Regions from separate parts of the Homo sapiens genome. Here region 1 is linked to region 2. A link is a loop called in an ENCODE intact Hi-C map of the cell type or tissue named here. Cell type or tissue: dorsolateral prefrontal cortex. All regions are shown on one strand. Links, peaks and the distances in the headings refer to the core of each region. The heading gives the core; the rest is flanking DNA. Region 1 overlaps NOL4L (nucleolar protein 4 like). Region 2 overlaps NOL4L (nucleolar protein 4 like).

Region 1 (2,899 bases), core at 237-2,736, 72 kb after region 2:
TGGGAGTGACCCTCATTTCCTCGTGGGAACACCAGGTGGTGATGCTCACAAGCTTTCACCTACAGCACGAAGAACTCTCAGTCCAGAGACAGGTATGAAAGATCTTCCAGGCAGGGGTGGGCGTCGAAGGATGTGTGCACGATGGGGGCCTGGCACAGAGAGGCCGTGAGACCAGCCAGCCTCAGGGGGTTCAAATTTGGAAACAGAGATCCCAGGCCTGAGACCAGCTCAAAAGGTGGCAAAAAAAAAAAAATCTCCTTCCTGGGGAAGTAAATCATTGAATTGGCAAGTCTTCGAGGAGTGCTGATGTGCATGCTATCCGGGTGGGGAACGTGAGGAAACTGTGTGCGGTGCAGTCCCCAGGCTCAGGAAACAAGGGTGAAGGATGAGCAGGGTGCGACAGACGTGAGGCCATTAGGGTCACTGGAGGAAGAGCTGAGAGGGCCCCGGAGTCGCTCAAGGAAGCTTCGTAGAGAGAATCGGAATGGGACTCACGAACTATTGCTCAGCTGACAGCTCCTTAGCACCTGCTTAGGGCTCCACACACACACTCTGGTTAGAGGCTCCCAGGAACCTTGTGAGGTGGGTGCTCATAGTAATACCCTGACTTTACAGATGAGGCAACAGCACACAGAGAAGCTATGCAACCTTCCCACAGTCCCACAGCAAGCAAGTGTGAGAGCCGGGAGAGGCCAGGCTGGCAAGGAGGGATGTGGAGGGGCCAGGCATGGAGGGCCTTGGAAACCACGCAGAGGAGTCTGGGCCTGGTTGTGAAGGGGTGGAGACCCAAGTGGACAACCTGCCTACTGAGGAAGAGTCAGCATTGCTGCCCATTGGCTACTCCCAGTTTGCAACCATGCAACAATATTTTGTCACATCAAAGAAAACAGAGACATGCCTCCAAAGGTCCCTTTCCCCAAGAGCTGGGCTGGTCTAAAGTCACACCCACTTTGCATGCTGTGTCCTCAATTCCTCAGGGACTGGTGGAAGAGGAGTGTGGAGTCAGGAGGTCCTGGAATTTCCCGTCCTCAGACTTCCTGATCCTCTGCCACCTCCTTTGTTTATGCTCCTGGCACTGGGGGAGGGCACGGGGCTGTCCAGGTCCCCCCCACTCTGCTGGGGAGAGACCGCTGAGCAAAGGAGGCCACTCTACTTCCTTTCTTTCTTTTTAACATAAGGCCAGGAAGCCAGGCATTCTCCCAGCAGCCCTCAAGGAGCCTCCATCCTGTCCCCTGTCCCCGCTCCCTCCCACCTTCCTGGGGCAGGAACACTGGGTCTGCCTCTGGGGCTGGTGCAGGCTCTGCTTTCCCAGCAGCTGGAGAGGGAGAAGGGAGGGCTGGCAATGCAGGGGTGCCTGGGAGACAGCAGGCTATAGCTGCATCCAGTGGCCAGCATGGCGGGCAGAGATAGGATCTGCAGGCTTTCAGCGGGGGCAGGAGGAGGGGAACCTGGGGACGGTCCAGGAGGCGAATGCCTCTGGCCACTTAGCAGACAGTGGAGCCTTTCAGACTCAAAACTCTCCACTGGCAGCTTCCAGAAACCAGGCCTTTCCCTTCTAACCCTGTCCAGGGTGTGGACCCAGCATGCTTGCCTGGCAGGGCTGGGGGCCACATCTGACCCTACCTGGGTAGAGGCAGACCTTGTGTCTCTGTTGGGCCACCTGGACGTTGGCAGCCTTGTGTCTGGGCACCGTAGGCCACGACACGGGCTGGAGGCAGGAGGCAGGGTGATGCTCCCCAGGCACCCGCTGCGTCCCAGGTGCCCTCCACAATAGGCTCACCCTCACCACCCTGAAAGGATGGCATTCCTTCCACTTTGCTGATGAGAAAATATGGTTTCCTGCCTGCACTTCTATCTCCTGGGAGAGCTTGGATGTATGATTTCACCTCAACACCTCTCTGTGCCTCAGTTTCCTTACCTGTAAGCCAGGACTAACACCTCATAGGATCTTTGTAACTGTCATGATCAGGAACTGCTCAGAGAGGTTCCCTGTCCTGCCGAGGGACACACAGTGGGGAACAGGGCTGCACACCAGACCTGCCTGACTCCAAGTCCATGCCCTTCCATGAGCCACTTCCCCGGGCTCCTGCTCCCTCAGCGTCTTCTCCTCTCCCTGCGAGGAGAAGCTCCGCTACCTGGGACAGAGATGGCATTGTGTCTGAGGATGGGGGAGGATGGGTGAGAATGGGCATGGTGCTAGTCTTCTGTCCAGCCTGAAGAAAGCCCCAGGAAAGATGGGCTTCAGCGCTGGTTTATATTCTAGATGGCTCCTGGCCTGTGTGCTCCCTCGCTCCCTGGCCTCTTTCTCCTCCCTGGGGGTGGGGTGTGGTGGTGGCAGCCAGCGAGGAGAGGAAGCAGGCCACTGCTGTGCTCCGCGTTGCCCTCCTGGCCACACAGAAGCCCACAGATGAGGAGTGCAGCCTGCAGCATGGGGAGACCTCGCAGCCATCAGTGAGGAGTGCGGAGGGAGCTGAGGAATGCCCTCCATACTGCCGTGGGATGTGTGGCAGGAGAGGGGAGCGGATGGCGCCTCAGACACCCCAGAGCAGCCCACAAATGGAGCCCCTCTTGGCTTCGCCTCTGTTCCTCCAGGCAAGCAATTCTGTGTCTGACTCCGCCAGTTGCTATGGAAACAATGAGGAAAGGAACGGGAGGGGACAGGCGGATGGGTGGGCAGGAACCAGGCAGTCACCACTAGGACACACACCCCTGGCCCCTGCGGCCTAAACCCTGGCAGGGTGGAGAGTGGGGCAGGGAAAGCCCTCCAGCCCATCTGCAGGTACCAAATGCTGTCTTGGCCCAGGGGTTGCAGCTGCTGCCTGGCCAGGGGCAGCCCACGTGGGTGGCAGCATTCAGGATCACTGGCTCAGGCATGCATCGAGGGAGTGTCCAGCATTAT
Region 2 (2,899 bases), core at 222-2,721:
TATCAACCCTCTGAGTTCAAAGCAGCATTTTGAAAATGAACTGGTAGTTAATCCTGTAACCACCCTTAGAGTTGTAAGTGGCCCTTGGGAATAGGGATGGATGGGTTCCACCTGTTTGAAATCCTCGAAAACCCTCCTAACTCCCTGCCTGTCCCCCTCCCCGTCAGCACTGTCCTTGGGAATAAACTGTCCTTTGTAAGAGTGGTGACGGTAAAATGAATTTCAGATGGGTTACACACACTATCACTTGTCTACCTGATGATCCACCACTAAGACCAATGCCCACTTCTCTGATGCTACCCTTCTTGTGGGATTAGCCTCCTGCAAAGACTCTGGAATTGGAGTATCCTACTCTTGCATTTCCTTTTTAACTTAGGATCCCAAATGATCACTTTGTGCCCTGAGGCCCTTCAGAAGATTTTTAAATGGCTGTGGGACAAGGGCTTTGGGAGCTCCTTTTGGGAGAAGGCAGTCCCTCTGGTGAGGGTGAGACAGCAGTGAGCTTAGTTCATCAGAACCAGCTCTTTGGTGCCCTCCAAGTCGGGAGTAGGGGGAAGGGGTTGAAGCTGCATCTTTTAAAACAAAAGCAAAACAAGTTCCCTGACTGAGCCAGCTAAATGGAATCCTGTTTCCATGCAGAAACTTGCTCCTGATTCTGCCATCTCTAGGGCTTCAGGTGTAGTTTCACTGGAAAGGAGGAGCCCACCCAAGAGGTGGGGTCGACATGATGAAATCCATTGTCCTGGAGGGGCCTGGGAGGCCCAATGGACTTTAACAACATATTCTTTCCTTTCTCTTGAAAACACATTGAACCTACGCTCTTGCCGCAGTACTAAGGCAGGCTGGAGGGTGGTCAGTTCCAACAGCTTGAACTCAGAAAAACATGACTTCAAACTGTAGCTTATGCTGATCTTTAGATCTAATCCTTGTGTGGGTAGGGGGAGGGAGCCCCTTCCCCAGTCTTTCTCACTCCTGTCTGCCAAGAAATGCAAACGGTTCATGTCTAGCTTGGGTACTGCCTCTGGGAGGAGAAGTGACACGTTAAGTAACTGATACCAGGAATTCTAGGGTGGCGATTGTCTCTGCCAGGTTTTAACATTAAGATTTTCACAAATAATTGCCTGGGGTAACATTTTTGCAAAAGATCTTACTGATTACTTTGTAGTATTGTTCACACACAAAAATAAATATTTACACGAATTCAAATGTTGAGTAGTACTGAGCAGGTGGGGCCAGATGTGTGGATGGCTGGGGTGTGGGAGAGGCCTTGGGCACTGGAGGTTGTGCTGTGCTAAGGGTGAGTCTCAGGTGTCCTGGCCCTGACCAGAGGCCTGGGGATTGGTCAGATGGAAGGCAGAGGTGGTGTGGCTGGATGGGGTATTGGAGGCCACTTGAGAGATAACGACCACCCCCAACCTCTAGGGGCCGGAAGTAAGCACGGGGTGGGCACCCTACCTTTCAGAGTTCTGGACCTGAGGCAGGATGGGGCATCCTCACTGGTGCCCCCCCCATCCCTCCTTGGGGGGAGTCTGCCACAGTGCCGGGAGGCAGTGGCCACAGCTGCAACAGGCAATTGGCTGCAGAAAAGCTGGTTTGGGAAGGGGTGCCTGTTCTGGGAGCGAGTGGCTCTCCGTGGCCATCCTAGGATCCACTCGGCCCTGGCTCCCCTGGGGCCTCTCTGCTCTGAGGGAGGAAAGGCAACAGAGGGCTTCTGCCAGCTCTGGGCAGGGGCGGGCAGCAGAGAGCTGCTGTCATGGCTACGGAGTGTTGCACGGAGAGGCCCTGGGGGCCTGCTGAGGTCTGGGCGAGTCCCTGGTTTAGCAGCACTGGTAGGTATTGCACTGAGCAAGAGGAAGTGCCTATCAATCAATCAATCAGGGAGGAAGGAAACCAGGCCAGCTTTTTCTTTTTGCCCTTTTTCACACTCCAGGGATTATGGGTTTCTTCCAGGACCGGCCCCTCCGGAAGGGCTGGTCTTAGGAGAACCCAAGTGGCTCCTCCACTTCCACTGATCCCTTTACTCCAAACATGGCGCAAGGGGATGGGAGCTGCAGCCCGCCCTGGAGCTCACGGCTGCCTGATAGCCGGGGCTCACCCTGAAGAAGTGGCCCCTCTTGGCAGGAGTGAGTCTGAGGGGCCAGGCCTGTGCACAGAAGTTCAGACCTGGCTCCTGGGCAGCGGGGTGTGAGGGCAAGGGCCCTGCCAACCGGCTGCCATCTCCCAGCAGTCCGTCCTGTCAAGCAGCTGAGGGCCAGAGCTGGAGGGCTGCAGTGGCTGGTTAGGGACAGGACGCTCTCTGGGTTCCAGCTCCTGGACACCCAGTCTGGACTTACTTACCTCCCAGGCAGACACATTGTGTGGGGGAGTTGGGGTTACAGCTGTTCAGAACAGGCTCAGGGCACATCCTGGAAAAAGCCCACGCTGGAGTGTGAGGTAGAATACAGGTGACCATGGACTGGGGCTTCTGTAGAATGGGGTCGGGGTGCCTCTTTTGTTTTGCTTTGCCATGGGTGTGGGTGAGGTCCTCCTGCTTGGCGTTGCCTAGGGAGGTGCCTGGTGGTGTCCCTGTGGCAGCACTGGGATCTGCAACAGGATGGCCTGGCCAAGGGCTAGCGGCCACAGGGTGCACCAGGCATGCAGAGGAACAGCCAGCCTGGCACCTGTCCTGCCCCTACTGGCCCCAGCCCACATCAGTGTAGTGATATGGAATGTTAGGTATGGGGATACATCCTTCTGATCAGACAGACACAGACTAGCAATCTGTACAAACACAAAAGAATCCATTTTCAGAAAAATAAATTACTAAGGGGAGAGGAAGAAAGGGTCCACTTTGCTTTTCTCAATAAATATGCAATTCTGCTCACCTAAGACTTGAAAGGTAATTATCTGGGGGTGGGAT

The links. Peaks named below come from ENCODE experiments on the same cell type or tissue, not always from the same donor. Only the 100,000 strongest peaks of a DNase experiment are listed, where the experiment ranks them.
Region 1: a loop joins it to region 2, with 2.0 times the contacts of the local background. A loop is called at or near these places in 4 of 110 quality-filtered maps.

The regions. Positions count from the first base shown.
Region 1 is chr20:32,516,045-32,518,943 of GRCh38, forward strand. All of the region lies in intron 3 of NOL4L (nucleolar protein 4 like), which reads right to left. All of the region lies in intron 2 of LOC101929698 (a long non-coding RNA gene), which reads left to right. Among named protein-coding and RNA genes, the nearest start is that of NOL4L-AS1, 44 kb to the right of the region's middle. In dorsolateral prefrontal cortex, for the core only: no CTCF peak of the experiment used is centred there; a DNase peak (open chromatin) is centred at 1,417; H3K4me3 peaks cover 330 bases; H3K27ac peaks cover 1,875 bases.
Region 2 is chr20:32,444,368-32,447,266 of GRCh38, forward strand. NOL4L (nucleolar protein 4 like) reads right to left here. Exons shown (of 11, transcript NM_001256798.2): 11 at 1-2,899. Among named protein-coding and RNA genes, the nearest start is that of ASXL1, 87 kb to the left of the region's middle. RefSeq lists an enhancer at 1,055-1,716. In dorsolateral prefrontal cortex, for the core only: no CTCF peak of the experiment used is centred there; a DNase peak (open chromatin) is centred at 1,734; H3K27ac peaks cover 2,500 bases.